Regions from separate parts of the Homo sapiens genome. Here region 2 is linked to region 1. The links are chromatin loops, found by intact Hi-C in ENCODE. Cell type or tissue: MCF 10A. All regions are shown on one strand. Each heading gives the region's core, and the rest is flanking DNA. Links, peaks and the distances in the headings are about the cores only. Region 1 has its middle 33 kb from the start of MIR548AP. Region 2 overlaps AGBL1 (AGBL carboxypeptidase 1).

What was found. A loop is a pair of places that touch in the nucleus more often than their neighbours do. Peaks named below come from ENCODE experiments on the same cell type or tissue, not always from the same donor. Only the 100,000 strongest peaks of a DNase experiment are listed, where the experiment ranks them.
Region 2: it touches region 1 in a loop (12-fold over the local background); 19 of 110 quality-filtered maps call a loop at or near these places.

The regions. Positions count from the first base shown.
Region 1 is chr15:85,849,865-85,866,483 of GRCh38, forward strand. No RefSeq gene overlaps it. Among named protein-coding and RNA genes, the nearest start is that of MIR548AP, 33 kb to the left of the region's middle. RefSeq lists an enhancer at 8,989-9,048. In MCF 10A, for the core only: a CTCF peak has its summit at 9,107 (motif pointing right); a DNase peak (open chromatin) is centred at 9,107.
Region 2 is chr15:86,746,231-86,762,849 of GRCh38, forward strand. The region is part of intron 22 of AGBL1 (AGBL carboxypeptidase 1); the gene reads left to right. Among named protein-coding and RNA genes, the nearest start is that of AGBL1-AS1, 440 kb to the left of the region's middle. In MCF 10A, for the core only: a CTCF peak has its summit at 10,624; no DNase peak of the experiment used is centred there.

The DNA of each region.
Region 1 (16,619 bases), core at 5,402-13,401:
ATCATACGGATTTGCATTCACGTGATGTGCAGCAAATAGAGTTCTAAGGAGTTCAGGCTGATTTACTGTAGCCCTAGAGAATAGACACATTCCAGAAATATCCCCTCTCCGCTAGCCTCCTCCCAGCTCTCTGAATTGCCTTAGCATCTATTCACAACACAGCGGGTGGTGTGGCAGGCTGATTTCCCTGAGGGCTGGGTGGGCAAGAGCAGGTGTTGGCCTGCACCCGGACAGAGGGTGAAGCCCTCCTGGGCCCCTCCTCTTCCCCCATCCCTGTCCCTGAACCGGTGTCCGGGGGACGCCCATCCCTTTGTTTAGGCAAGGCCTTTTTGGGTCTTATATTCTGGATTTTTGGGGACAAGGTCTCACTCCGTCGCCCAGGCTGGAGCACAGTGGCACAATCTCAGCTTACTGCATCTTCCACCTCCCAGATTCAAGCGATTCTCCTGCGTCAGCCCCTCGAGTAGCTGGAGTTACAGGCATGGGCCACCACAACCAGGTAACTTTTGTATTTTTAGTAGAGACGGGGTTTCTCCATGTTGGCCAGGCTGGTCTTGAACTCCTGACTCAAGTGATCTGCATTACAGACATGAGCCACCACTCCCTGCCCAGCCCAACCATCCTTGGTAAGTGCTGATGAAATGCTGAAATGGAAGCTACATTTAGTAATTTGGGGGTGATTGATTAATATTCATGGAAATGTTTGCATGCAATGCCAAATTAATGTATTTTAAAAGAGATTTATGTACAAAGTAAATATTTTGACAGAGACATGAAAATAACTGTGAAGGCCATTCCATCTGCTCCTTGTTTATTGCCTGAATATTTACATCACTGCATTGGAAACTCCACTGATTCAAGAATTAACGTACAGAAAAAGATTCTGTCTCTTTGTTCTGTGAGTCGGGGGTAAGGAGATGAAACACACAAGTGAGTGCACACAACCCCTAGAGATTTCCCCCCTTCCTTTTCTCCCCCAGGACTAATGTCACCCTCATTCCCCCAAGACAAGAAACTCTAAGAACGTGTTGCTGTTGTTACTGTCAGGTGCTGAGGTGGTTATGGTTGTATGGGGAAGGGAATGGCTGCTATTGAGAATCCTCAAATAGGGATAAGTATAGAGTAGGAAAGATACAACAGAGGGAAGGTCCTGTTTGTACTGAAGGAATTCTATTTTATTTATTTATTTATATCTTCTCATTTAGCTTTTTTATTTTGCATTTATTTATTTATTTATTTGAGATGGAGTCTCTCACTGTCACCCAGGCTGGAGTGCAATGGCATGATCTCGGCTCACTGTAAGCTCCGCCTCCCGGGTTCAAGTGATTCTTCTGCCTCAGCCTCCAGAGTAGCTGGGATCACAGGCACCCACCACCACGCCCGGCTAAGTTTTTGTATTTTTAGTAGAGACGGGGTTTCACTATGTTGGCCAGGCTGGTCTCGAACTCCTGACCTTGTGATCCACCTGCCTTGGCCTCCCAAAGTGATGGGATTACAGGCGTGAGCCACCGAGCCCAGCCATAGTCTGCATTTATTTATTTATTTATTTATTTATTTTTACTTTTATTTTAAGTTCAGAGGTACAAGTGCAGGTTCGTTGCATAGGTAAACTTATGTCATGGGGGTTTGTTGTACAGATTATTTCATCACCCAGATATTAAACCTAGTACCCATTAGTTATTTTTCCTGATCTTCTCCCTCCTCCCACCCTCCACCCTCTGAAAGGCCCCAGTGTGTGTTGTTCCCCTCTATGTGTCCATGTGTTTTCTTCATTTAGCTCCCATTTTATAAGTGAGAACATGCAGTGTTTGGTTTTCTGTTCCTGTGTTAGTTGGCTGAGGATAATGGCCTCCAGCTCCATCCAGGTCCCTGCAAAGGACATGATCTTGTTCTTTTTTTATGGCTACGTCGCATTCCATAGTGTATATGTACCACATTTTATTTATTTTTATAATAGAATTATTTATATTCTTTTGGGTATATACCCAGTAATGGGATTTCTGGGTCCAGTGGTATTTCTGTCTTTAGGTCTTTGAGGAGCCGTCACACTGTCTTCCACAATGGCTGAACAAATTTACACTCCCACCAACAATGGATAAGCATTCCTTTTTCTCCACAATCTCACCAGCACCTGTTATTTTTTGACTTTTTAATAATACCCATTCTGACTGGTGTGAGATGGCATCTCATTGTGGTTTTGATTTGCATTTCTTTAATGATCAGTGATGTTGAGCTTTTTTTCCTATGATTATTGGCCACATGTATGTCTTCTTTTGAAAGAAGGTGCACAGTTTTATTTCTGGGTTCTCTATTCTGTTCCACTGAATATGTGTTATGTGTCTGTTTTTGTACCTGTACTCAAGGAATTTTATATCTGTAGTGGCCTGAAAGAAAACCCACAGGACTTTTTTGGAATGTCAATGCAATATACATAGGAGAGGGTGGGTAGTCAGAGAAGGCTTCCAGCAGGCTTCCTGCAACAGGGTGGTTTTGAGGCCAACTTGGGAATGCCAACAAGAGTGAAGAGTCTGGCTTAATAGTTCCAAGCACAACGAATTAGGGGAGGCTGCCCCCACCCTCATACTCTGCTAGTTCTCACCTGATTCCTGTGCTTGGTCTCCCCACCAGCTCTCACTGTCAGATCTCAGCTCAAACACGACCTCCTCTCTGAAGCCTCCTGACGTCTTTGGGCCAACTGACAGGTCCCTTCTCTGCATTGTACATACAGGTCTGCAAACACTTATCTGTAATTCTGAACTCCAAAAAGTTGTGAAAACTGAAAGTTTTTTCTTTTTGGTGCTAAAACTCATTTGGTGGCAAATCCTGCCTGAGCCAGCATGAGGCTGTTGCCTGTCTTTATTTCACTTTACTGCTGGTACATTTTGCTGCAGAAATATGGATGTGATAGATTATGGGTGACATCCTAGATAGTTCCTAAAATCCGACAAATTCAGAATCCCCAAACTCATCTGGCCCGAGTGTTTCGATGAAGGGCTTGTGGGCCTGTGCCTCCCTTGAAACAATTGCTGGGAAGATTTCTGTATTTGGTTGACTAGTTTGTCTCCCAAGGAGTCTCTGATTGTAAGAAAGGAGTTTGCATTCTCATTTTTATGTACCACAAGCCCCAAAGTGTGGTCATGCCCCTAAGTGTGATAAATCTTGGTTGACAGATTATAATTGGAAATATTCACCAAGGGTCTCCCTCTTTCACTGGCACCACCTGGCAGCCATTGTTCAAGAAGGTTGGCAGGGCAGAGCAGCAGGGGGTGGCTTTGGCCTGCAGACACTCCAGGGCTCGACCAGGTGGACCTAGCAGCGCTCTTCCCCAGGGTCATGGCTTGAAATGAGTAGGGAGGGGGCCTTGTTAGTGGATGGAGTGTGGATTGATAACACTCTGAGGATAAGATGCTCCCGACCCACCCTGCCCAGACTCAACACCCTCTATGTCCTCTGGAACTTGGATAAAGTGAGGGTGGGAGACCCTGCATTTATTGATATTAGCTTCTGCTACCCAGTGCAATGGGTAAGCTCTGTATAGAAAATAAAGAAAATTGGGCCGGGCGCGGTAGCTCACGCCTGTAATCCCAGCACTTTGGAAGGCTGAGGTGAGTGGATCACCTGAGGTCAGGAGTGCCAGACCAGCCTGGCCAACATAGTGAAACCCCATCTCTACTAAAAATAAAAAATTAGTTGGGCGTGATGGCGGGCACCTGTAATCCCACCTACTTGGGAGGCTGAGGCAGGAGAATCATTTGAACCTGGGAGGCGGAGGTTGCAGTGAGCCAAGACTGCACCATTGCACTCCAGCCTGGGCAACAAGAGCGATACTCCATCTCAAAAAAAAAGAAAAAAAAAAAAAAAGAAAAAAAGAAAATAAAGAAAATTGACTTGTTGCACACTCAAATGTGTGAGCTAGAAGCCATAGAAGCCACACAGGCCAGACAAATGAATAAAATGATAAAGGAGGACTTCATTTATTTTTAATCCTCAGGAATCTTACTCTCCCATGGATCAGGTGTTGGTTTGTCTTTGTTGTTATATGTGACAATCAAGGGACCTAGCCATTCCGGCGTTTTTTTGAAGTAAGCATGAGGTGGCTGGGCGCGGTGGCTCACGCCTGTAATCCCAGCACTTTGGGAGGCCGAAGCGGCCGGATCACGAGGTCAGGAGATCGAGACCATCCTGGCTAACACGGTGAAACCCCGTCTCTATTAAAAATACAAAAAATTAGCTGGGCGTGATGGCGGGCGCCTGTAGTCCCAGCTACTCGGGAAGCTGAGGCAGGAGAATGGCTTGAACCCGGGAGGCGGAGCTTGCAGTGAGCCGAGATCGCGCCACTACACTCCAGCCTGGGCGACAGAGCCCCCCGCCAAAAAAAAAAAAAAAAAAAAAAAAAAAGAAGTAAGCATGAGGTAGTGAAGCCAAGCGTCCCGAACGTGAGATGGGCTGCCAGTGCCCTATGTGATCTATTTTTGCGGGTGGGAAGGAACCAGCCTGGAGGAAGTTGGTTGAAGTAGATTCTGGTGGGCAGATCCCTAGAACATTGAAAGAGAGCTCCAGATAGCTACCAAAAACAAAACAAAAAAGCAAAACGAACAAAAAACCTAACCATTGTCTCCCATCCGAAGTCTTGGGATTTGGAGGATGCAGGATAATCAATGTTCCACTAGGTGGCACTGATGATCCACATTTGGGGTACCCGGAGTCTGTCTCTACGGCAACAAGTTGACAAATTTATGGGCAGAATTGGCCTTGTCCTCTGGGGTGTGTGTGTGTGTGTTTGTGTGTATGAAGGAGTTTTTGAGTGTTCAGAAAAGTCTGCTCTGTGCAGAAGGGACCATTGATATGCAACTGTCAAAGAGATAGAGAGAAAATCAAGGAAATATTATCATACTGAGCACGGCAATAAGGAACGAGAGAGGAGAAATCACTCCTCCCAATGCAGTAACAAACCACCTTGCCGCTTGGACTCTAATGTTCTCTAATGCATGAGGTTAGGAAGCAGGGCTCCGAGGCAAGCAGGGATCCTGGGGCTGGGCTGCAGGCTGGATTTGCTTTTGTGCAGGATATTACTGCAGGAGCTCAGCCTGCAGGGAGCTGGGGTTGCTTGAACTATGGATGTTCTAGGGATGTGATGATGGAAAATATTACAAATGCCCATACATCTAGTTCTTTTTTTTTTTTTTGAGATGGAGTTTCGCTCTTTTTGCCCAGGCTGGAGTGCAGTGGCGCGATCTCGGCTCACCGCAACCTCCGCCTCCCGAGTTTGAGCGATTCTTCTGCCTTAACTCGGATTACAGGCATGCAACACCACACCTGGCTAATTTTTTGTATTTAATAGAGATGGGGTTTCACCATGTTGGTGAGGCTGGTCTCGAACTCCTGACCTCAGGTAATCTGCCCGCCTCGGCCTCCCGAAGTGTTGGGATTACAGCATGAGCCATCGTGCCTGGCCAAGATTTTATTTTATTTATTTATTTTTGAGACAGAGTTTCGCTGTTGTCACCCAGGCTGGAGTGCAATGGGATGATCTTGACTCACTACAACCTCTGCCTCCCAGGTTCAAGCAATTCTCCTGCCTTAGCCTCCCCAGTAGCTGGGACTACAGGCATGCGCCACCATGCCCAGCTAATTTTTGCATTTTTAGTAGAGATGGAGTTTCACCATGTTGGCCAGGCTGGTCTCGAACTCCTGACTTCAGGTGATCCACCCGCCTCAGTCTCCCAAAGTGCCGGGATTACAGGTGTGAGCCACTGTGCCCGGCCGATTTTATTATTTTAAAGTGATGAGATAATTGAAAATAAAAACATTTCTCCAGAAACAAGATTATTGAAATACAAAATTTTCCCAACAATTGTTGAAACCTGGCATCTCTAAAATTATATATAATGCTTGATATGGTTTAGATCTGTGTCCCTGCTGAAATCTCATGTCGGATAGTAATCCTCAGTGTTGGAGGTGGGGCCTGGTGGGAGGTGATTGGATCATGGGGGCAGATTTCTCATGAATGGTTTAGCATCATTCTTCAGATGCTGTTGTCATGATAATGAGTGAATTCTCACGAGATCTGGTCATTTAAAAGTATGTAGCACCTCCCTCTTTCCTCTCTTGCTTCTGCTCCTACCATGTGAGACAACTCACGCTCTCTCCTCCTTTGCCTTCCGCCATGATTGAAGTAAAAAAAAAAAAAAAAAGAAAAGATGATGTGGTTCCTAGGAGATAGTTAAGTCTTAGCAGGGAACCAAAGATACTTTCAGTTCTAAATCCAATGTGTGCTGCTGACTCTTACCCTTCCTGTTATTCAGAAGAGAGAAGGAGGGAGAGTGCAAAGAAGTTCCGCTGTTGATACCCGAGCATGACATAGCAGCTAGTGTTTTGCTGAATTGTGATGAAGGAATGTTGACAACCTTTTCAAAACTTACAAGGAAAGGGACTCTGTTGGAGGAACTCAAAGAAAAAAGTATCCATTGAAAGGATAAGTTAGTATTTATATTTTAGTGCAATTGTGTGGAATTGGTTTGGAAATTTACACACTGTCACTGAGGTGACAAAAAGAAATGTCTTAATTTTCTGTAATTGTTTTATTTCTCACAGTCTTCTACTTGCTCAGTAGACCGAAGTTAGGTTGGAATGGAGAGGACATTGTTTAACCATTAACAATGTCTTTGTCTCCTTCAGTCTATATAGTGTATTTTCCATATTTAGATATCCTTTAAATAAATGCTAATTTTCACATTTAAAAAAAAAAAAAAAAGAAAGAAAGTTTTCTGAGGCTTCCCCAGAAGCAGAAGCTGCTATGCTTCCTGTACAGCCTGCAGCACTGTGAGCCAATTTAACCTCTTTTCTTTATAAATTACCCAGTCTCAGGTATTTCTTTATACCACTGTGAGAACGGACTAATACAATGTTGATGGTGTAATTTTTTTTCAAATTCTTGATTCTGAAAAATTAAGAAAAATAGAAACAAATAATTTTGGCAAATTGCATGAATCTATCCTGGGTCTTGCCTTTTTTACCCTTATACCTTACATTTCTTCCAGTTAGGAAGCTGGGAACCAAGAAAGACACCATCAACCCCACATGTAAGTGGCTATAAAAGAAGTCATGAATGGCAGATGGACATGGGCACTTGTAATAATACATGATGTAAAAAATTCAAATTATGTTACTGCAGAACAGTTCACACATCAGTGAATAAATGAAATATTAACAAGTAGACATTTTGACTATTCTTTCCACATCCCTAGAAAGTTTGCATATTCAAATTAACCCCCAAACTTTAAAAAAAATTTAACTTATTGTCATTAGGAAAGGGAGAGATCATTTTATATTTATTTGGTTGTCAGGGAAGGCTTCTCTCCTTCCTTGTTCTAAGGTAAGAATTTAACTGTTTCTTTAGCCACTTAACTTCTGACACAGCAGAGGCAGCACACAGAAATAAATGTAGAAGTCTAGGCATGGTGGCTCACGCCTGTAATCCCAGAACTTTGGGAGGCTGAGGCAGGTGGATCGCGTGAGGTCAGGAGTTTGAGACCAGCTTGGCCAACGTGGTGAAACCCCATCTCTACTAAAAATACAAAATTTAGCTGGGTGTGGCAGTGGGCACCTGTAATCCCAGCTGTTTGGAAGGCTGAGGCAGGAGAATCGCTTGAAACTGGGAGGTGGAGTTTGCAGTGAGCCAAGATCGCGCCACTGCACTGCAGCCTGTGTGACAAAAGTGAAACTCCACCTCAAAAAAACAAACAAACAAGCAAAAAAAAGGAGATAAATGTAGAGACAGGGCAGAGGGTTGGGAGCTGTTTTGCACTGGGACTTCCCTGTACATCTTGGGTCTGCAATTTTTAGGATGCCCTGAGTTCATCTGCATCAAGGTAATTTGACTCTAGATTACTACACACTCAAACCTCAGGCATATTTAAGCCATGCTTGTTTTCTCATTAGAATTCTGATAGTTAAAATTTATTTTCCCCATTAAGATTCATTCCTGAATGTTAGTTCTGACAGTTCCCACTCTACCCTGGGAAGAACTAGAGCCACTGCTTGGGTTTGCCACTAATTAAATTAGTGATCCTGAATATGTTAATTGGCCTGATTTGATCATTCCACAATGTATACATATTTCAAAACATCACAATGTACTCCATACATATATGTTATTATTTGTTAATGAAGTGAAAATGAAGAAAATAAACTAGTGGCCATTTTATCTTTCTTTTATCTTTCTTCTTCTTCTTCTTTTTTTTTTTAGAGAGTCTCCCTCTGTCACCCAGGCTGGAGTGCAGTGGCATGACCTTGGCTCACTGCAACCTCTGCCTCCTGGGTTCAAGTGATTCTCATGTCTCAGCCTCCTGAGTAGCTGGGGTTACAGGTGTGCACCACCACACCCAGCTATTTTTTGGTATTTTTAGTAGAGTCAGGGTTTCTCCATGTTGGCTAGGATGGTCTCAAACTCCTGATCTCAGGGGATTCGCCTGCCTCGGACTCCCAAAGTGAGAAACCACACCTGGCCCAGGGAAACAGTATTTCTCTTCTCTTCTCTTTTCTCTTTCTTTTTTTTCTAAAATGCTGGGATTACAGGCGTGAGCCACCGCTCCTGGTCGGGAACCAGTATTTCTGATGATCATTTTTTCTCATTTGAAAGACTGAAGTTAGTAACAGTAGCCCTCTCGTTTCAGGAGAGTGAATTGATACACTTGCCCTCTGTCTGCTGAACCTGTGGGTCACACCCTGGGCTGCTGTCCTGCTTCCCCTTCCTGCAGGCTGTGCTCACAGCAGGTGGATAAAGAGCTTGCATTACTTACCGACAGCTCTTACCCAGGGAGCTCCCAGCAGTGGTGTGTGTGTGTGTGTGTGTGTGCATGTGTGTGTGTGAGTGTGCGTGTGTCTGCGCGCGCGTGCACACGTCCCTCGTGGCCGAGTCCTTTCCTCCGAACCCAGCAGAAGATCTGAACAGGTCTGAACCCCCAGGTCTCACCTCAAGGTGAGACAGGCTCATGTCTTTTTCCACAGAGCATCCGGACTCTGAGCACACCACGGTCGGCGGCGCCCGGGGTTTAAGTCTCCAGTGTTCAGTGACATTCTCAGCTGACCTCTAGGGGGCAGCATTGCCCAACTCCTCCTGCGGCCTCCTCGGGTGTGGCCCAAACCCTTAGTGCCATTCTGCAGGGCATGGTGAGCCTTCAACCAATTGCAGCTGCCACAATGGCTATGATTCCTATTTTCCTTCTTTGCCCTGTGTTGCAGCCACATGTCAGAAACGCCTGAGCCAAGGGTTTTTTTCCTTATAGAACTTCTTAGCACTTCACATCTGAAAATCTTGCTTGACATTTGGCTTATCCTGACTTTTATTGCAGTTTTTGTTTATACTATAATTAATGTCTATATTTAGTTTTAAATTCCTGGAGAGAAGGAATGTGTTTTTATTTTTTATTTTTCTTTGACTCATGATCATCTCTGCTAGCTACCCTTGCACCCCCAAACAGCAGTTAACTTAGAATTAGATCTAAGGGTCTCAGTGTGTGTTGGCGGATGATAGTGTGATGGGTGCAGGGGGTAGGGATGTAGAAACCATAAGTGAGACTCAGAGCCACTCTGTGCCTAGGAATTTCAGGGTATAGCCATATACCATCTCTAAACTCACTGCAGGACTATATTCCCAAAGGCCCTGTCGTTCTGATCCACTCCCCAACCCGATTCCTCATCCTGCTGTTTCCTTATCAAATGGAGACGTACTAACATTAATATTTACCTCATTGCCCACAACATTTGAAGAGTACATACTTTCCCCATAACCTCCTTAGGGGCTGAAGGATGAAAAGAATAGTCAAACACAGCAGCTAGGAATTTAAGGCCCAAGAGGGATCTGATGTCCTTTTCTAAAGCCTCTTGCCTCAGGGATGACCAGGTTGATGGGGCTCACTGGCTATGAACACAGTGCGGCTCTAGGAGAAGCCTGCTGGGAACTTCTCTGCATCACTAATGGTGCCTGTCTCCCTAAGGGACCTGCGGGGCAGTGGCTGATGAAGACAGGAGTGAGGATGCTGGGGGCAGCATGTTGCCCTTTGACCTCTGAACTTTTGATCGTGGTTCTTTGGCCTTACATTTGTGCACCCACTTGTGATTTTCAAACATTGTCAGGTCTCTGTTTGTATTAGGTGTTACAGGGCCTGTTGCAGCAGCCAGTACATTTGATACAGGGATTTGCCTAGAGTCACAGAGCTTACTAATGGAGGAATCAGTACTAGACTGTGAGTCTCTGGACATCTTCTTCTGTGCCGTTTCCTTAAATTTTTTTATTTTTATTTTTTTTGAGACAGGGTCTCACTCTGTGGCCCAGGCTGAAGTGCAGTGGTACAATCATGGCTCACTATAGCCTCAAACTCTTGGGCATAAGCAATCCTCCCACCTCAGCCTCCTGAGTAGCTGGGAATACAGGCACTTGCCACCACATCCAGCTAATTTTTTAAAACTTTTTTTGCTTTTTTTTTTTTTGGTAGAGATGAGGTCTTGCTATGTTTCCCAGGCTGATCTTGAACTCCTGGCCTCAAGTAATCCTCCTGCCTTGGCCTCCCAAAGTGCTGGGATTACGGGCGTGAGCCACCATGCCCAACCATATGCTGTTTCTTGTAAGTTTCACTGCCTACTCAGAAATGTCACCTCTCTGCAGGGAAGGAGGCAGAGTGAGTGGGGTGCCTTGGGAACGCTGGCAGCGCCTTGCCTTTTTCCTGCATTCCTGTCACTCACGGGAGTGGCTGGTCACGTCATCATTTCATGCCTTCTGAGTTGGATTTAATTACTCAAAGTGTAGCCCCTGGACGGCAACTGTGGCGTCACCTGGAGTGTTAGAAATGTAGATTCATGGTCCCACCCCAGGTCTGCATCAGGCTCCGTGGCTCTTTGCATTCACAGTGTCAGATCTTTTCAGGGTATTGTCATGCCGTCGTAAGACCTGTGTGGTCAGAGCTGCCCCTGTTGAGTGAATCGTCATCAAGGTGTGCATGTCAGGGGGCTGAGGGGCTCTCGCGTCCCAGGATTGGATGATATATTCAGGGACCCCAGGTGGGCAGCCCTGTGCGCTGAGTTCAGGGGTCAGATTGGCTGCCGGATGACTCTCACAAGGGCCTCTTTAAGACTCATGGGGCAGACTTCAGGTCAGGTGGGCACTGAAACCCCATGGAGTCCACAGCCCTGAGGGCCCTGTGTCTACGGCCTCTCCCTCACTCACAGGCCACCTTCAACCTTTTGTTCTTCTGCTGACCTTGTGTTCTAGGTGGACAGTTTTTGCACAGTGCTGGGCCATGCCAGACACTGCTGAAAGTCTAAGCATTTTCCCCAATATGAACAGAAAGAAGCTCACTTTATTAACAACATAAATCTAAGAGTAGTTTCATCTTCAAACTTAACTCCCAACCACCAAAGTCCTGGCTGTTTATAAAATGTTCTCCAGATGTGCCAGGAGATCCGCAACCATTGGCGGGGGACATCCTCCTGTGAGCACGTGAAGCCCATCAGTGGAAAGCATCATGTTAGCCGAAGTGGTGTCAGCTTGAACCTAGCCAATTCAGCTGAAGGCAACATCCATACCAAAGGATGGCAAGTGAAAGATTTGTTCAAGGCCGGGCACAGTGGCTCACGCCTGTAATTCCAGCAATTTGGGAGGCTGAGGCGGGAGGATCACCTGAGGCCAAGAGTTAAAGACCAGCCTGGCCAGCATGGTGAAACCCTGTCTCTACTAAAAATACAAAAATTAGCCAGGCATGGTGGCGGGTACCAGTAATCCCAGCTACTCAGGAGGCTGAGGAAGGAGAATGGCTTGAACCAGGGAGGTGGAGGTTGCGGTGAGCCAAGATTGCGCCACTGCACTCTAGCCTGGGTGACAGAGCAAGACTCCATCTCAAAAAAAAAAAAAAAAAAAAAGAGAAAAGATAGTTCATTCATCCAGCTTATTCAAGACTGCTATGCTGGGCAAGGACAGGAGGAGGCTGGGGTTCAAAATCCTCTCTGGAGGCAGAAGAGTTGAGCTTGACCACAAGCAGCAGGCTTCTCTCTTTGTTGGCCACCCCCTGACTGTGGCTCAGCTAAGAGAAACATGTTCTCACCCCAGTCTGGACAATCAGGAGAAATTCGAAAATACTGATGCTCAGCCCCCACACTGATTCCGTGTGCCTGGGTTGAGCCCAGGTGGAGCTGAGATGCACCCCCAGTGGAGAAACTTTATGGTAGGTCACTGACTGATGATTGAAATTGAGCAGGCGTCCTTGAAAAATATGCTGAGTTCTGGGCCTCATCAGAGAAGATGCTGATTGAGTAGATTAAGGGTCAGGCCAGGGACCTGAATTTTAAAAACCCATCTCAGGTGTTTCTGACAATCGTTCTGGGCTGGGAACTGCTGGTCTAGATGACGTTTGCACTATTTAGCTAATGCTCACATTTTCCAAAGAGTATGTTTAATATTAAACCAGTGGTTTTCATTCTGGCTGCATATTATGATCACCGGGGGAGCTTTAATAAAAAATACTGTTACCTGGGTCCCACCGCAGTCCAATTAAATCAGAGTCTTGAGGGCGGGGGTGCTCCAGCACAAATAGTTTTAAAAGCTCCCCAGTTGAATCTAATGTGCAATTAGGGTTGAGAACCTTTATATTAAACCTTGAAAGAACACACAGAATTTACACCTGAACTACATTTGGAGTTTGCTTTTGATTATTGTCCGCTTTTAGTTTTTTTCACAGACCTAATTTGTTATTAAGAATGTAAATTAATTATTATGGCCTGATTGGTGTAAATCACATCGGATTCGTGACTTGCTTTGATCTGAATGCTAGACTTCCATAAATACGGTTGAAGACAGCTCTAGACTTTTGTCTCCCTCTGGCTTTTTGATAGCTGTATCAATCTGTTGGCTCACTGGGCTTGTGAAATAACTAAACCTTCAGGTCTCTTTCCCATGCGCTGCCATCGATGTGGTCTGCTGTGTCAGGGATTTTTGCTAGTGATCCTTTTGCTTACTGTGGTCAGGAATGGAATGGACCTTGGTCCTGGAGAGGTGATGGGGTGACCGTTTAGGGTAGGTGAGTAACAAAAGGGCGCCCCTTCCACTGGGCTAAGCAGCACATGCTTTGCTGGCAGAGAACGGCTGGATTTCAGACCTGCTTACTCCGTCGACCACGCACTTCTGTGTTGGGTGTGAATGGCACAAGCCCATGCGGCAGGAGTGAGGAGGGGGCCCCACTTGAACCACACGGACAGGGATGGTGGAGAGTGGCTCCCCAAAGGGAGATTGAGGTGTTATTCCCAGAGATGGGGAAATGGATATCGTGTAGGCCAAACCAGCCCTGCCCTTAGACTTGGGCAAGACAGGCTCCTTCTCAGGTGCTTCTTCAGGGTATTGTCATTCCATCATAAGACCTGTGTCCAGTGTCTTATTCCATCATAAGACCTGTGTCTTCACATGCAGACGTGTGTTTATTGCAGCATGATTTACAATAGCAAGGACTTGGAACCAACCCAAATGCCCATCAATGATAGACTGGATAAAGAAAATGTGGCACATATACACCATGGAATACCATGCAGCCATAAAGAAGGATGAGTTCATGTCCTTTGCAGAGAAATGGATGTAGCTGGAAGCCATCATTCTCAGCAAACTAAAACAGGAACAGAAAACCAAACACCGCATGTTCTCACTCATAAGTGGGAGTTGAACAATGAGAACACATGGACATAGGGAGGGGAACATCACACTCTGGGGCCTGTCAGGGAGTTGGAAGTAAGGAGAGGGAGAGCATTAGGACAAATACCTAATGCATACGGGGCTTAAAACCTAGATGACGGGTGATAGGTACAGCAAACAACCATGGCACATGTATACCTATGTAACAAACCTGCACATTCTGCACATGTATCCCAGAACTTAAAGTAAAATTAAAAAAAAAAAAAAAGGCCTGTGTCTTTTTCAGTCAAACGTCTCTGCACAGGGTGGGGCCAAGCAACTGTGCCCATCCAAGCCTGAGCCGCACCACTCAGTGCCTGAAATCCCAGCCTAAGCCCACGTGGGTCTTTTCCCTGCACTACTGTGAGAACTTTGCTTTATCTCATGTCTAAGATAAACACCCAGGACATGTCTTGTAGAGATATACTCAGTCTCAGAAATGCTTGTGCCTACTCAAAGGGGGTGTGTTGGAAGGAGCCCTGGGAAGTGTCAGGCAGAGGTCTGATTGATTGTTGACTACCTACCCCATGCTTACCATATGTTTATGCCATTTTAGTCCTTAAAACAATGGTTCTCAAAGCATGGTAACCAGACCTGCAGCATCAGCGCTGCCTGGGAACTTATTAGAAATGCAGAGGTGGGAGGATCACTTGGGGTCAGGAGTTCAAGACCAGCCTGGCCAACATGGCAAAACCCCATCTCTGCTAAGAATACAAAAATTAGCTGGGCATGGTGGCATGTGCCGGTAGTCCTAGCTACTTGGGAGGCTGAGGCAGGAGAATTGCTTGAACACGGGAGGCAGAGGTTGCAGTGAGCCGAGATCTTGCCATTGCACTCCAGCCTGGGCAACACAGCCAGACTCTGTCTCAAAAAAAAAAAGAAATGCAGATGCTTGGGACCACCTGGGACCTGCTGAATCAGAGACTCTGGGGGAGGAGTCGGGGTAGAAATCTATGTTTTAACCCTTTAGATTATTCTGGGGCTTGCTCAAGTTTAAAACTGCTGCCTTAAAACATCCTCAGTCCTTAACATAATCCCCTATGTGTTATCACCACCATTCAGATAACAATCCCCAGGAGATGTCTAAGCTGCCCCAAGCAGAAAGTGGCACCTCAGTGCTGAAATGCAAACCCAAGTCCACCTAGCCTGAAAGTCCTCAGAGCTTCTTACCACATCCACCCTGCCTGCAAAGAAAATCTAGAAGCTAGTTTTTTTTCTGGCTCCTCCTCCCGCTCTCCTTCTAAGGTAGTCCACTCCCTCCTCTTTCTCACTGTCTCTGATCGTGACCCTCCCACACCTGCTTTCAAAGCTTTGTCTGTGAACCAATTAGAGGTTTGAAAAGCTGGTATCAGAAGTGCCCAGTATCATTTTTATGAGACTTCATGAATAAGAAAACAATGCCAACAAGTCAATATTGCGTGCAAATGTCAGTAAATTCCCACTCAATGGCTCCCTAGCCTGAATTTTGCAGAGTGAAATCGATGCAAGTTTTGTCAGGCCTGCTGACTTTAAAGGCGGAGGACCCTGTGCATCCAGAGAACCCACTGAAGGATGTAGGCTGCATCGTCACTCACTCTGGAAGGAAGTTAACAAAAGTACTTACACCTTTAACCTCCAGGGCATTCCTTCCCAGGCTGTGGAGGGGGGCTCCTTAGCCTGCAGTGACCTGGAATATGTTTCCAACTTTGCAGAAGTGCTGAGATCCACAAGATGGCAGCAGCCGCTCAAGCTTCGCACAGGGTCCCTGCTGCTTTTGTAATTCCCAAATTAAAAACCAAACCAAACCAAACCAAACGTACATCTGCAATCTGGAAGACGCCAGGAAAGATCATTCATTCTAGGCCTGCCCCCTTTACATCCAGAACTGTCCACATCAGAATCAATGTGAGCAAACTGCTTATAAAGGTCTTAGGGAAAAGGAATCTCAATTGTTGACTCAATTGATTCATTTATTTATTTACTTCTTTTTCCATCCTCCCAACTTTTCACTCTGAAAAGTTTCAAACCTATAGAAAAGCTGGAAGATGAACATCTTCTTGGTCTTCACTGGGATTCATCAAATTATCACATTTAGCCACATTTATTTCATCTTTCTCTCTCTTCCTCTGGATGAAAGCTTTGATAGTTGCAGACACCCTGACACTTTACCTCTCAATAATTCAACACGTCTTCTAAGAATAAAGACATTTCTTTATATAACCACAACATCACCATATCCAAGAACCTTAACATTGATACATTACTTAATTTATAATCACATTTAAATTGCCCCAACGGTCCCAGCAATGTTCTTTACAATAATTTTCTTTCTTTCCCTTCCTTCCTTCCTTCATTCCTTCCTTCCTTCCTTCCTTCCTTCCTTCCTTTCTTTCTCTCTGTCTTTCTTTCCTTCCTTCTTTGAGATGGAGTCTCACTCTGTGGCAGAGGCTGGAGTGCAGTGGTGTGATCTCAGCTCACTGCAGCCTCTACCTCCCAAGTAGCAGGGATTACAGGCGTGTGCCACCACACCTGGCTAATTTTTTTGTATTTGTAGTACAGATGGGGTTTCACCATGTCAGCTAGGCTGTTCTTGAACTCCTGACCTCCAATGATCCGACTGCCGCGGCCTCCCAAAGTGCTGGGATTACAGGTGTGAGCCACCTCGCCTGGCCTATAGTAATTTTCAATCCCCTGCTACAGAGTCCATTTGAGTATCACACCCTCATGTAGTTGTCATGTCACCTTTTTTGTAGAGCTCTCCTCCTCCGCTTTTGATCTTTTATGACATTGACATTTCTCAACAGTCCGGTTCATGTGTTTTGTAGAATGCCCAGCACTCTGGATTTGTCTTACTGATTCTGGATTATTAATCCAGGTTAAGTATCTTGGCAAGAATACTACCAGGGCAATCTGGCATCCTTCCTGTTAC
Region 2 (16,619 bases), core at 5,808-13,807, 900 kb after region 1:
TTATGCATGACCTTGTAAGAAATGGTTGTTTCTTGTTCTGTAAACCCATCCATATTGAAAAGGTTTTATTTCTTCAAACATGACATATGTCTCTTGCCTCTGAGCCTTTAACCTTGCTATTCCCAGTTCCTAAATCTTTGTATGTCTGGCCCAAGTCCTGGTCATTCCTGAGGTCTCAGTATAAACATCACTTCACTCAGTAAGTTTACCCTTGATTTTTTTATTTTGGGTTCAGAACATACCTTGCACAGAGCTCAGGCCTAGACTTATCACCCCATATTATAATTCCCTGATCGTGCACATCAGCCTCCACCGATAGACTGTGAGGTCCCAGGAGCTGGTAACCATGTTTGTCTGATTTACATTATATCCCCAGTGCTTAGGAGAAGGTCCAGCACAAAATAGGTACCAAACAAATATTTCTTCAATGAAGCACTTATTGGATGTTTTGTGAACACATCCTTTCTCTTCTGTGTATTTTATGGCAGCCACTGTATCTAGTGTTGGTCATTAAATGGAGAGGAAATTAGTATGACGCTGGCCCCCTAAAGACTTCAGTCTATTGGCCGAAACACATGTAACTATGCAACAACATAGGCACACACAAACAATATAACTATAAATTCTGATAAATATTCTATGTAAACATTACAAGAGACCCTATTACATGGTGACCTAAACTTTTTCAATCATAGATTACCTTCTGATACTGTTTAACTATTAAGGAATTGATAAGATCGCATGAAAAAATATTCAGTAACTCAGCAATTAAGTGGCATGCTCATTTCCATAATGGAAACTGGAAGTGAATAGGGATGATACCACCAATGTCTCAGCTTCACAGCCCCCCGAGCATATGCACCCCAGGACTCTAGAGGGATCACTTTTGCCCTTCCGCCTTTAAAAGAGCATGGGCCCCAAATATAGGCCATGATTTCATGCTGCTTTTCCTTAGAAATCCATGGCCATGAGAGGAGAATGTAAGAGTATTTTCCTGCCTCAAATAATGCTTATTAAGGAGTTTGTAAAAATATTTGAAAGAAAACAGTAATAGCCCATGTCTCCATTGTCTAGATGGTTGCTGATGACATTTTGTAGATTAAAGTAATATACAAACTTAGTTAGAAAATTAAACTGACAGATAAAAATTGAAATAAATAAAAATAATAAAACATACAAAATTGCAAAATGTCTAAGTATGAAAGTCTAAAAAACACGAAGTGAAATTTCTTGCCAAAGGCAATAATTCTTTTCTTTTATTATTATACTTTAAGTTCTAGGGTACATGTGCACAACGTGCAGGTTTGTTACATATGTATACATGTGCCATGTTGGTGTGCTGCACCCATTAACTCGTCATTTACATTGGGTGTATCTCCTAATGCTTTCCCTCCCTCCTCCCCACACCCCACAACAGGCCCCAGTGTGTGATGTTCCCCTTCCTGTGTCCATGTGTTCTCTTTGTTCAGTTCCCACCTAGGAGTGAGAACATGTGGTGTTTGGTTTTCTGTTCTTGAGATACTTTGCTGAGAATGATGGTTTCCAGCTTCATCCATGTCCCTACAAAGGACATGAACTCATCATTTTTTATGGCTGCATACTATTCCATGGTGTATATGTGCCACATTTTCTTAATCCAGTCTATCGTTGATGGACATTTGGGTTGGTTCCAAGTCTTTGCTATTGTGAATAGTGCCACAATAAACATACGTGTGCATGTGACTTTATAGCAGCATGATTTATAATCGTTTGGGTATATACCCAGTAATGGGATTGCTGGGTCAAATGGTATTTCTAGTTCTAGATCCTTGAGGAATCGCCACACTGTCTTCCATCATGGTTGAACTAGTTTATAATCACATCAACAGTGTAAAAGTGTTCCTATTTCTCCACATCCTCTCCAGCACCTGTTGTTTCCTGACTTTTTAATGATCACCATTCTAACTGGTGGGAGATGGTATCTCATTGTGATTTTGATTTGCATTTCTCTGATGGCCAGTGATGATGAGCATTTTTTCATGTGTCTGTTGGCAGCATAAATGTCTTCTTTTGAGAAGTGTCTGTTCATATCCTTCACCCACTTTTTGATGGGGTTGTTTGTTTTTTTCTTGTAAATTTGTTTCAGTTCTTTGTGGATTCTGGATATATTAGCCCTTTGTCAGATGAGTAGATTGCAAAACTTTTCTCCCATTCTGTAGGTTGCCAGTTCACTCTGATGGTAGTTTCTTTTGTTGTGCAGAAGCTCTTTAGTTGAATTAGATCCCATTTGTCAATTTTGGCTTTTTTTTTTTTTTTTTTTTTTTTTTTTTTTTTTTTGCCATTGCTTTTGGTGTTTTAGAGATGAAGTCCTTGCCCATGCCTATGTCCTGAATGGTAATGCCTAGGTTTTCTTCTAGGGTTTTTATGGTTTTAGGTCTAACATTTAAGTCTTTAATCCATCTTGAATTAATTTTTGTATAAGGTGTAAGGAAGTATCCAGTTTCAGCTTTCTACATATGGCTAGTCAGTTTTCCCAGCACCATTTATTAAATAGGGAATCCTTTCCCCATATCTTGTTTTTGTCAGGTATGTCAAAGATCAGATGGTTGTAGATGTGTGGTATTATTCCTGAGGGCTCTGTTCTGTTCCATTGGTCTATATCTCTGTTTTGGTACCAGTTCCATGCTCTTTTGGTTACTGTAGCCTTGTAGTATAGTTTGAAGTCAGGTAGCATGGTGCCTCCAGCTTTGTTCTTTTTGCTTAGGATTGTCTTGGCAATGTGGGCTCTTTTTTGGTTCCATATGAACTTTGAAGTAGTTTTTTCCAATTCTGTGAAGAAAGTCATTGGTAGCTTGATGGGGATGGGATTGAATTTATAAATTACCTTGGGCAATATGGCCATTTTCACGATATTGATTCTTCCTATCAATGAGCATGGAATGTTCTTCCATTTGTTTGTGTCCTCTTTTATTTCGTTGAGCAGTGATTTGTAGTTCTCCTTGAAGAGGTCCTTCACATCCCTTGGAAGTTGGATTCCTAAGTATTGTATTCTCTTTGAAGCAGTTGTGAATGGGAGGTCACTCATGATTTTGCTCTCTGTTTGTCTATTATTGGCGTATAAGAATGCTGGTGAGTTTTGCACATTGATTTTGTATCCTGAGACTTTGCTGAAGTTGCTTATCAGCTTAAGGAGATTTTGGGCTGAGACAATGGGGTTTTCTAGATATATAATCATGTCATCTGCAAACAGGGGCAATTTGACTTCCTCTTTTCCTAATTGAATACCCTTTATTTCCTTCTCCTGCCTAATTGCCCTGGCCAGAACTTCCAACACTATGTTGAATAGGAGTGGTGAGAGAGGGCATCCCTGTCTTGTGCCAGTTTACAAAGGGAATGCTTCCAGTTTTTGCCCATTCAGTTTGATATTGGCTGTGGGTTTGTCATAAATAGCTCTTATTATTTTGAGATACATCCATCAATACCTAATTTATTGAGAGTTTTTAGCATGAAGTGCTGTTGAATTTTGTCAAAGGCCTTTTCTGCATCTGTTGAGATAATCATGTGGTTTTTGTCTTTGGTTCTGTTTATATGCTGGATTACTTTTATTGATTTGCGTATGTTGAACCAGCCTTGCATCCCAGGGATGAAGCCCACTTGATCATGGTGGATAAGCTTTTTGATGTGCTGCTGGATTCCGTTTGCCAGTATTTTATTGAGGATTTTTGCAACGATATTCATCAGGGATATTGGTCTAAAATTCTCTTTTTTTGTTGTGTCTCTGCCAGGCTTTGGTATCAGGATGATGCTGGCCTCATAAAATGAGTTAGGGAGGATTCCCTCTTTTTCTATTAATTGGAATAATTTCAGAAGGAATGGTACCAGCTCCTCCTTGTACTGCTAGAGGCAATAATTTTTAATACTCAGGATTCCCTGCAGAAAAGTTTTCTAGTCAAATAACTGTGTGTGTGCATGTGTGTATATATATGTAATTATTATTAATACCAAAAGGAGTCATTCAACAATGTTGTTTTGTACTTTTTTATTTTTAATTATTAAGTATAAGATTTAAAAATTAACACATAGTAATTTTACATATTTATGGGGTACAGATTGGTATTTCAATACCTGTATACAATGTGTAATGATCAAATCAGGGTAATTGACATTTTATTTTTCAGCGAAAAATAGAACCTGGTAATTTCTGTATAACAATAACACCGAACTCCCTTTTTCTTTTTAATAGCTGTGTAATCTTTTGTCTTATGGCTAGATCATCAGTTATTTAACAAGCAATTGTAGTTGTTTGTTTTTGCTTTGAAAAACAATCCTGGCAGGAACATTCATTGGCATTTTCCTTCTAGTGTAACTGTAAATTAGGTATTAAGCAATGGGATTGCTTATAAGAATGATATGTGATCATTTTATTTTTTATTTTTTAATTTTTTTAAACTTCAGGGGTACAAGTGCAGGTTTGTTGTGTAGGTAATTGTGTCATGGGCATTTGTTGTACAGATTATTTAATTGCCCAGGTATTAAGCCTAGTACCTCTTAGTTATTTTTTCTCGTCCTTTGCCTCTTCCCGCCTTCCACCCTCTGATAGGCCCCAGCGTGTGTGTTGTTCCCCTATATGTTCATGTGTTCTCATCATTTAGCTCCTACTTATAAGCAAGGACATGTGATATTTGGTTCTCTGTTCCTGCATTAGTTTGCCGAGGATAATGGCTTCCAGTTCCATCCATGTCCCTGTAAAGGACATGATCTCATTCTTTTTTGTGGCTGCATAGCATTCCATGGTGTATGTGTACCACATTTTTTAAATACAGTCTATTGTCAGTAGGAATGTAGGTTGATTCCATGTCTTCACTATTGTGAATAGTGCTGCAGTGAACATAAATATGCATGTATCTTTATAATAGAATGACATATATTCAGTAATGGGATTGCTGGGTCGAATGGTATTTATGTCTTTAGGTCTTTGAGGAATCACCACACTGTCTTCCACAATGGCTGAACTAATTTACAGTCCTACCAACAGTGTGTAAGTGTTCCTTTTTCTTCACAACCTTGCCAGCATCTGTTATTTTTTGACTTTTTAATAATAGCCACTCTGAGTCATATGCAGAAGGTTGAAACTAAACCCATTTCTTACAGCATATACAAAATTAACTCAAGACAGATTAAAGACTTAAACATAAAACCCCAAACAATAACAACTCTGGAAGACAACCTAGGCCATACCATTCAGGATGTAGGCATGGGCAAAGATTTCATGACTAAGATGCCAAAAGCAATGTCAACAAAAGCAAAAACTGACAAATGGGATCTAAATAAACTAAGGAGCTTCTGCACAGAAAAAGAAACTATCAACAGAGCATTTTATATATTGTTAGATATTGCTAAATTACCCTCCAAGTCACATTGATCAGTGTAGGAGTAGATTCATTTCTTGCAGCCTCCTGAGCAATGTTCAATGACCATCTTATAGATGAAAACTGTATTACATATCTTATTTAAATGTTTTTAAAGTGAGGTTGCATATTTTTGGTCTGCTTACTGATATGTGTATTTCTTAAGATGCTACCTTAAGATCAGTTAGAAATGAAAAGGTTTATTATTAGCACATCCTAAATACACACAGGTTTGCACAGACAATGGTAAAGCCCTTTTAGGGAAAAAAACATGTTTTAATCACAGGTCCCAGAATTTTAGAGATGTTCATCTGTCATTAAAGGCTTCATATTCTATTTACAAACCACCCTCAATCTAAGTTGTTCTGGAATGATCTTTAGTAGGGAGCACTTTATTACCTTGGTTCAATTTGTTCTCTATATGGAATAAATTAGCTTTCACCTTATGTCATTCTGTAAATCACACACCCCTCCCAATGGCCCATCTTAGCAGGAGTTAATGTACCACAGGTGGACATTCTAGAACCTCTACTTATCTGTTTGTGTGCCGTGATGCCAGGATGGAGACCAAAAGGCTAAATGAAGCCCTCACACTGTGCAGCAGTTACTCCATCAGCTCACAGCTCTGTCCCTCCCAACTGATATATTCCAATCTTTCTGATTTTCTGTGTATCCATCTTTTCAGTCTCATTGGAACTAGCATTTGTAGCCTGTGGGTTTGTGATGTGCTGGGTCCTGAAGCAAAACAGATGTGTTTCTGAAATGTGTCTTAATCCATCCAGATTTTAAAGACAAAGCCATTCATCTTTTATCTGGTACAAAAGGGATTTCTAGGTTCTTCCTGAGGTAATGAGTTTGAGTCTAGTGATGTGGTGATAGGAGATGCAGGCAGATTCTTCCATGTCTGTCATCACCTTCCCAGATCCATGCTTTAGGGAGAATGCAGGAGCACAGGAACTCAGCCCTGTTTCTGCTCCAGGCTCTACCCCATTGCCAGGGGCCAGAGGCTGGGCAGGAAGGCTCCCTGTACTCTTTTTACTGTTATCTATATTTTTCAGACTGACATTAAGGATGACAGCCTTCTCCCACCTCCAAAGAATAGATACCTTTGAAGCCATATTCTGGGAGAAAAAGTTGTTAAGAGAGGAAACCAAACTCTCTGTGACCAAACCTTTTTGTTTTTTGTTGCTTATAAAAGGAGTAGCTATTTATTTAGTAAATGCATTTTCTGAACCAAAAATCAAGGACCCTTGATTAGATGAGGGACATTAATTGCTAAATTAATGGACCAGAATATTGCAATTTTCACATACAAAATTTCCTTGGTACAGAATAACCAGTCAATTTATCTTTCCTTGCTCCCGCCCTTTCTTCAGTCCTTCTAAAAACAAGGCACTGTTTATAAGACGCTGTCCTATTTTCTCCTCCTTGACAACTCTTTTCTTTTAAAATCACTTTGTTCTGTAAATTTGTTACCCTTCTATCTAAATCTGTTAAAAACAGAGACAAACGCATGTAGAGACTGTGTCTCTATGTTATATAGATAATATGTGTATGATTATATTATGTGGTCTCAATCTGGCCCTGGGTGGTGTCAGATCCATGGTTTTTCTGGCTCAATCTCCATTCTTGCTGTGTTAGCCAAGGACTCTGACCAATGATGAGGCACCAGGTACGTTTTTATGTCTGCTTCAAGGAGCTTCATTTTCAGTAAACTTGCTTAGGGACACACAAGAGTAACCTGGGGCAGGAATCAAGGCTTTCTTTCTTTTTCTTTTTCTTTTTTTTTTTTTTTTTTGAGACAGAGTCTTACTCTGTCGCCCAGGCTGGAGTGCAGTGGCATGATCTTGACTCACTGCAACTTTTGCCTCCCGGATTCAAGCAATTCTCTTGCCTTAGCTTGCTGAGTTGCTAGGATTACAGACACCCACCACCACACCCGGCTAATTTTTGTATTTTTAGTAGAGACGGGGTTTCACCATATTGGCCAGGCTTGTCTTGAACTTCTGATCTCAGGTGATCCACCCACCTTGGCCTCCCAAAGTGCTGGGAGTACAGGCGTAAGCCACTGCGCCTGGCCTCAAGGCTGTCTTTCTAACTGTCAATCATGTCTAGGTCTGAAGAGTGAGGGGAGAGATGCCCCTTTATCTCACCTACAAACACTTGTCCAGGTTAAACTCTGAATGTCAGAACACTGAACATGTGAATCACAAGTCTGTCTCCCTTGCTTAGATGCAGGTCTCCCTCTATCCCAGTGTCTTTTCAGGTTCCACTTGCTCTCTAGAGCTAGGCATCAGTGACTTGAGAGTAGGGCCACTGTACTTCCATACCTCCTATGTCCTAAGCATGTTGAGAATCTTACTCATCATATGCTGTGACAATTGTTCCACAGAAAAGAAACCTAAATCAGGAAACTTGAGTCAAAGACTTGGCTTCAACCAAACAACAGCATCCATCATACTAAATTAGAATGGTTAATTCAAATTTTATTAGTAGAAGAGCTCTAACTATAATATATTTTATGTTTGTGCAGATTTAAACACTATTATTTTAAAATTATCAACAAATTTAAGGGAATATTCATATTTAAAAGGGATTCGTGCTTACTCCAAGTTTGTGGAAGCATAGCCTTAATTAGTACTTGTGTTTGTCTTTTCATGCAGATATATCTTGCTTGCCCAGCTAGATTATAAAATTCTTGAGGGCAGGTGCCATGAGCAACTTGATTTTTGGAACTCAAGGGTACCAAGGAATTTAAGCAACAATCAAACAATATTGATTGATTAATGGTTCTGTCACCAGGTAGGTTCTGATGTCTGGGTTTTGTTTATTTTCCTCTGGATTTTTTAAGGATTGAGAGTTGTGCATGGTTGGGGTTCTTGGCAAGAAGAGAGTACACATGTCAACTCTTTTGTGTCTGTCCATGAGTCCAAAGGGCTCCTGATCCCATTAATCCCTGACAGAGATTCCTGCAGGGCTTTGATGTGTATACCCACCCCAAGTGAGTAAGTGCTCCTCGTGTCCTGAAAGCATCAGCCTGGCCTCTCCTCAGTGACATCTTCCACTCCGGTGTTCAATTGTGGCTGTGCAGCTTTATTGTTGCTTATGGCACTAATATCCCTGCATAAAGTGGTTTCTTTATTCCCATCCTTTTATCTTTTTGTGTTCCCTGTTCAGAGGCACTGACCTTTTAGCTTGCATGCATTGCCAGGCTCAAGAGAAAACCCAATCTGTCCTTTACCTGGCAATTGTAGCTCATCCCCATTCCTCTCCCCTTATCCCTTCTCTCTCATATCCATCCTTTGCTTTCGATTTCATTTTCTTCCCCGTATCACATTTGGAGCCTTACTAACTGGAGAGAAGGAGGGGGTATATGATGTGGGACTTGAGATTTATCAGAAACCTTTCATTGCAAAATGATGGCATGGGAAATTGCATCATCCATATATATGTCTGAGAAAGACCAGATGGAGAAAATATTTCCACAATGTGACGGACTTTCATACTACTTTCATACTTGTGTCTGCTCTATGGAAAAGACCAAAAGGAAAAAGGAAAGGAGGGAGCAAAAAACAGGAAGGCAAATAAAAGTAGGGTGGATGACCTAATGTTTTTGGCTGCTGGTTCAACCCATCCCTGCTCAAAATTAAAATGAAAACACTCTACAGTATAGAATGGAAAGTGTGGAAATTCTATTCTATACTTCATTTGAAGTTTGAGTTATTATTACAGCTGAGTAGCGGACAGACCAGGAACACCCAGAGTCCTGAGAAGGCAAGCTTTCTGTGTTAGGTTTAGAGTGGTGGGTGAAAAGCACAGCTAAAGTTAAAATGCCAGGAACAAGAAGTTGCCCATCTTCTTCAAGGAGCAATGGACACCACTGCCATTTCCTGAGTCTTTTCTGTTTTTCAGATATAACGTACCGTTCATTTTAGGTTGACCTCAAAGTCCCCCTCTTCCAAGGATTCTTCCCTGATTGACAACCCTCTGTATACTTCTATGCTCACTTGCCGCTCTATCTTACTTTTGTGAATGTGTTGAGTTCTTGTCCTGTGCCTCTGTTCCTTCATGTACTTTCCTGCCTGACTGCATGGTTGTTGAGAGTAGACAGTGAGTGCTTTCATTTTAGTTCTTCCCAGCTATTCTTTCCTATTAGACAAGGCAGCCTTGCACTATTGTTACCTGACTTCTCTCTAGCACAGGACATCTTGCTTCACCCTTAAGAAGGAAGGATGAGGTAGTGTTGGGGAGGAGACTCTACCAGGGCAATCAGTCAGATTGTGCACAGCTGGATTTGTTTCCCCAAGAGCTGGTTCCTAAAAGATATCCATTAAAGTGACAATGAAAAAAGATGGCTAGAGGCTGGAATTTCCCCATGCTGTTTAGCCAAGAGCCCAGATGGCTTGGATGCTCTTCTTTTGGTTCTCAGTTGAGGTTAGCAAATTCCCCAAGGGGCATGCAGAAATATAGTAGGGTCAATTATAGGTTGTCATACTGACCAGAGGGAAGAATGGGTAATATTAGCATTTGATGCCAGGAGCCAGGCCAAACAAATATCTTGAAATATGCAAAAACAGCTCACAGAAAAAGATAAGTCCCCATGAAATTCCAGTAGTGCCCCCGCCCCCACCAAAAAAAGAAAAAGACTACACAGCCATTTTCTCAGAAAAATTTCAGATTCCAAGTGAAGTTTGCTATGTAATCTTCAAATCCCTTTTCTAGAGTCCATTTATTCATGCATGAACTTTCTAAAGGAACTACCATGTGCTGGGGATTGGGGACTCATCAGTTCATAAGATAGACACAGGCCCTGCCTGTTGGCTCCTGACTAAGTAAGAGGTGAAGAAGAGGACAGAGATGCTGCCCTTCCATGCCATGGGTGTTTTAAGAAGGGAAGGGCAGAGTTGCCTGGGCAGGTGTGGAAAGAATTTAACCTAGAATAAGGGAACTGGGGAAGATTTCCCATAGTAGCTGATTCCTAAATGAAGATGAGGAGTTCTGAGGGTGAGAGAAGGAGGGTCTGGGGTGGAGCGTCTATAACCAGGACCCACTGTGTGAAGTAGAGGGTGCAGCATTTGTAAAACCTGGAGCATCATGGGAGTGAAGTTCAGTATGGCCGATCGAATTGTAGATTGAAGTCAAAAGTTGTTGAGAGGGAAAAAATAGACAGAGCTTGTCTTATAAATAATGGTAAGTAGCTTAGAGTTTGTCAATAGGATAATTGGAAGACACTTAAGGTTTTTAAGGAAGAATATTGACAGTTCAAATAGCTCCCTCTGGCTGTAGTTTGGTTGTGTTGACCAAATTTGAATCCAATAAACATGTCTTTTTTTTTTTTTTCTCCCCATCCTCTACTCATTCCGCTTGTAACTAATTACTTACCTACAGATCCCCAGATCCCCAGAGACTGTCATATATTGGCTTTTGAAAATTGTTCATTAGGCTGAGAATTTACAACTAAAAACAGTATACGATTTTCTGAGTATTTATAAATTCCTATCATCTCTGAATGTCTAGACAAGTTTATTCATGATTAACATTAGATGCTGACTTCTGAAGATACATAGAAAAAGCGTGGTCCTTCTTGCTATTTCTAGCGGCAAGTGAGTAACCTTGATGTTGCTATTACTGCTGAATCTGAGCAGCCAGAGTGTGTCAAAGGTTTCTCTACATTCTCTCATTTTAACCTCACAGCACTGCTACAGGTAGGATGAGTGGGTAGCACTGTATTCTACTTGTCACACTTGGGGAAATGGATCACTTTCTTAGCTATCAACTTTAATGTCCTCCTGTGAACTAGAGGAGTGACCTAATTTTTACTGAGCAAATGCTAAAGTGAAAAGTACTTTCTGTTGCCATTTCTTTTGATCTTCTCAATGGCACTATTGGGAAGGATTTATTAACTCTGATTTTACAGAGGGAAAAACCAAGGCTCAGTGGGGTTAAGTGACTTGTCCAAGATTCACATAGCTCTGGAGTGTTCTTGGAAAACAGAAAAGAAAATGGATATGTTTAAATGACAAATGGTCTTGTCTCTCCACCCTTTTTTGTCATTTTCTCCATTCCGGAAAGTTGTCTTGGCCACGTTCTTTTAGTTCCTAGGAATTTCCTTTCTTTCCTCCCGCTGGTCCTCTTTGCTGGCCCATTATGCCTCTCTAAGCGGATTTGTAGTTTCTAGCCTTGAACTATGAGTGCTCCTGCCGTGGCTGGCTCTTTATTCTTTAACCATAGTAGAACAAGAAAACCCAGATTCTCTGAATGATTCTGATTTTAAAATGTAAGACAAGTGATTCTAGATACATTTTATTCCACTTTGTAGAGTTTGTTGTGGCTCCATCTCTAACAAAGAGAATAGCAATTCCTCCTCTTTATTTAAAGCATGGAGGGGATCTCAAGACAATCAATTATCAGGGCCTTTGAAGTTCTTTTCATTTTACATATTTTTTCTGAGTCCAAGTCAATGATCCCCATGGCTTCCCAATTCTCCTATGGTAAAATCTGGAAACTATACTATAGCATTCAAAGCCCACCATGTCCACTCTCCTGTGCCTTCCCCTGCCACATGTGATACCATAAGACTATTTGTTTCTTGTGCTCCATCTCCAATGGCCTTCCTTTCATTTCCTAAACACTCCAAGCTCCTTCCTTCTACAAGGTCTTTGCATAGTTTCTGCCTGAAAACTTCTTAACAGCTTTCTGGTTCATAATCTACTCATTATCTTAATTGATGGTGACTTCCTCAAGGAAGTATTTTCTAGCCCCTAGAGTAGTTTGGGCTATTATATGTGTTCCGTAGTACCATGTATCATACCATGCAAATTGTTATTTATATTGTAATTAATTGATTAATATCTATTTCATTCACTGGATGATAAACCTCATAATAATAGAGGCCAAGTCTGCTTTTGCAAACCATTGTGGTCTAAGTAACTGGGACTTAGGTGCTCGATAAGCATCTGTTGAAAGTTTGAATGAATGCTCTGGATTATATTATGGGTGACTAAATTGCCATCTGAATTGTTCTGATCCAGGTGCCGAGGACTCACTTTTGTTAGAATTTAAACTGATACCTGGCCAGTTGTGGTGGCTCGTACCCAAAATCCCAGCACTTTGGGAGGCCGAGGTGAGCTGATTGCCTGAGCACAGGAGTTTGAGACTAGCCTGGGCAACATGAAAAAACCCTGTCTCTACAAAAAAATACAAAAATTAACTGGGCATGGTGGTACATGCCTGGAGTCCCAGCTACTCAGGAGGCTGAGGTGGGAGGATTGTTTGAGCCTGGGAGGCAGAGGTTGCAGTAAGTGGAGATTGCACCATGGCACTCCAGCCTGGATGACAGACACCCTGTCAAAAAAAAAAAAAAAAAAGAAAAAAAAAAGAAAAGAATTTAAACTTATACCTCATGAGAGTAGAGAGCATGATTATACTTGATATAGATTTCTTTGAATCAAAGGAGTTTAAATTGTATCTTCTTAATATGGATCTCTTCGTATTCCCATCAGTTCCGAACTCTGTATTTAATACAAAATCTTGCAGGATTCATGTTTAGTTCAGAGATCCAAAATAATATGGGATTAATTTATGCTTTTTAAAGACAGTTGGCCAGTAGAAAGTAAATGTTAACAGAGAAAGCATTTAGGGAATTAGAGTAGTATAGTGGTTATAAGTCCGAGTTCTAGCATGAGACTTTTTTAGATAAAATTCTGCTTAATAGGCATGTGATTTGGTGCAAAATATTTAGTTGCCCTCTTAGTCTGTTTTCTCACTTGTATAATAGAAGTAATAACGGAAACTTCCTCATAAAGTTGAAAAGGCTTAAACAAGGTAAGCTAGGCAAAGTGCATAGCATAGTGCTGGGCATCAAGGAAGTGCCCCCAAATGTTCTTATATAATTAAGAGATTAATACATTATCAAGTTATTTAAGAATTAATCAATGTTAATTGACTTGCTTTGGCTTTCCTCCCCAAATCACACAACTAGTTTCCCTTTGTAACATTTGGTGAGGTAGCCATTGTTAGAAAGTCATGATTTGAGATGACATCTAGACATTCATTGAGAATCTGGATACAGAATATGGAAGAACATTAAAATCTTTGACAGGAAACATGCAAGTAGATTGTTTTAAGGAAAGAAAACAAGATGATGACTCTACATTCTTCTCGATGATCTTCACGTGATTCTAATTCTCTTTGGCAACAATAGAAACATTTATTGTAATCATTTTTAAAAATCACAAACACTCCCACATTATTTCTGGTACTTATGGTAACCTTATCACCTTTCCTAGAGCAGAGTAAAGGCAGGCATTCTGACATTTGGAAAAATGAGGTGTGTGGTTATTTTTAGACTTACTGAAACAGCAGCAGCAGGCTTCCATTTATAGGAACTGTAGGAACCTTCCCCTATGTCTGGGACAAGGTAATGACTTCTATGAAGTAATGATTTTGCCATCATAAATTTTATCCCACTGATGATCAACTACCTCTTTAGTGGCCTTTGCATTATGCTAGTTTGTCTTTTTAGTATTAAGAGAATGAGGCCCTGGTTGTTCTTTGCATTTTATCATTTCTTTCTTCCCGGGCTGGGAGAAAATGAGAAGCAGGGGCAGACTACCTCATGACTAAATTGTTCCTGGCTAATAAAACTGCAGGAACTGTACGTTAGGGTGTCTTCCATAAATCAGCCTTGGGGAGAATTAGGTGCTGAGAGATGGAGGAATGATGTTTAATCATCACTTGTAGGAAATCATTAGCTCCACACCCGCATTCTCCTACTTGCCCATTCGTCATTCCCCAATCCCTAGATTCCCCTAGACCATTAACATTTCTCAATGACTTTCTAAATGCAGAGAAAAACCACAGAAGGGGTGAGGGATGGAGGTGCATTACGGAAAAACACAACAGAGAGATGTCTTTGCTGCTTGCTTCCTGCTCCTGTGAATGTAAATGGACCTATGTAAAAACCAAATGATCGATAACTTGGCCAGCCAGCTGCTGCCACAAGAGGTAAAGAAACTGTTGCCTCCTGTTTTCCCCTCTGCAAAAAGAAATAACTTGGTTCCCACCTAGATTTCTTTCCTTTGGCAGTGTGAAAGACAGCTCTTTCTTTTCTTCATTATCATAACTTCCTGACAGATAAGGAAAGTGAGGACGTTGGCTGGTTCTTGGAGGAGTACCAACTTTGGGAAATTAATTGTGTCTTCCTAAACTGCCCTCTGTCCCACCCTAGAGAGGAAAAGCCACAACTTAAGTTTCTGTAAGGTCTACAAAAAAGTGAAGTGGACAGTTCAGTAAAACTGAACTGGTTCATGGTCTAAATGCATTGGTAAGCACCCTTAAAAGGGTTAATCCAATAGCGATGTGTAGACAGACAGATCTGTTCAGCAATTCATAGAGGGAAACAGTATTCTAGCCTTGCCTTCTCCAAGAATATACTTGTTGATGCTAATACATGTACACAAAGGGATTTTAGGAGCCTCTTCCTTAGACAAGTACCCCAGGTTTTTGCCTCTGATTACTTCCGGAATTAATTTTGATCATGGATCTTAGACACTCTTAGCTTTCATATACTGTTTTCCAGGCAAGACTAGAAGGTCAGGAATACAATAACAAGTTCATTGAGAACTTACTGTATGCCAAGCACTGACTCTAACAAGAAACCTGACATATACAAAAAATGGCTAATTTGCACCACTGCACTCCAAAGTAAGGATTTAATTTTACTGGTGAAAAACCTAGTGCTAGTGATTGTGTTTCTGAATTCATGCAGCTGAGACAAGGCAGATCTAAGTTCTGTAGGTCCTGAAAGTTACTTGAATAGCCTGTATGAAAAATGCGGGAATACAAATGTAGGTACAGGGATACAGAAAGGGCATGTGAAAGGGAGGGTCACTGTAGCTGAATCTTCATCAGCTCTGTGGTAAATTTGCTTCCATTCAGTTAGAAGCAGAAGAAGCTGATCTGACTCTGGTCTCCCTGATATCTCAACTGCAATGAAATTTGGCATATAAAAAAGAGGAGTGTCTGTTCATAATCATTTGTGCACTTTTTAATGGGGTTGTTTCGTGTTTTAATTGTAAATTTGCTTAAGTTCCTTGTAGATTCTGGTTATTAGACCTTTGTCAAATGGATAGATTGCAATATTTCTCTCCCATTCTCTGTAGGTTGTGTTTTTGCTCTGATGATAGCTTTTTTTGCTGTGCAGAAGCGCTTTAGTTTAATAACATCACATTTGTCAATTTTTGCTTTTGTTGCAATTGGTTTTGGCAATTTCATCATAAAATCTTTGCCCATGCCTATGTACTGAATGGTATTGCCTAGATTTTCTTCTAGGGTTTTTATAGTTTTGGGTTTTACGTTTAAGTCTTTAATCCATCTTGAGTTAATGTGGCACATATACACCATGGAATACTATGCAGCCATAAAAAGGAATGAGATTATGTCATTTGCAGGGACATGGATGAAGCTGGAAGCCATTATCCTCAGCAAACTAACACAGGAACAGAAAACCAAACACTGCATATTCTAACTTATAAGTGGGAGCTGAACAATGAGAACACATAGACACAAGGAGGGGAACATCACACAGTGGGGCCTGTTGGGGGAGGTTGGTGGGAGGAGAGCATTAGGGAAAAGAGCTAATTCATGCTGGGCTTAATACCTAGGTGACAGGTTGACAGGTGCAGTAAACCACCATGGCACATGTTTACCTATGTAACAAACCTCCACATCCTGCACATGTACCCCAGAACTTAAAAAAATAAAAAATACCCCCTGCCCCCTGCAAAAGATGAGCGTCCTAACAAGTTGAATCCAAATGTGAAATAGTAAAGAGTCATGTTAATATCCCAATAGACTTTGAGGCAGCAGTTTTGGAAAGCTTAAGAGAAGGTGAAAAATTAATCATGGAGTTTTCTTTGTGGCTCAGGAATTTATTACTCCTTACTATAAAGCTCTGAGGGAAGAAGCCCTGACTGGTAGGCTCTCAACCACTCTACAAAGGAGCCAATCCATGGAGAAGGCATAGGAAATGGGGGTCAGAAGGACTGTATCCTAGCCCTGGTGCTAGTGCTGATAAACCCTGTGACTTTAGAGAAGTTACATTTGGTTTCTTTATCTCTGAAAACAGAGGGCTTTACTGTAGCTTCTGAATTCTTTGATTCCAACTCAAAGAATGCATTATTTTCTACCTATCCTTGGTGTTCCTCCTTGTGGAATATTTGTGGGATAGTT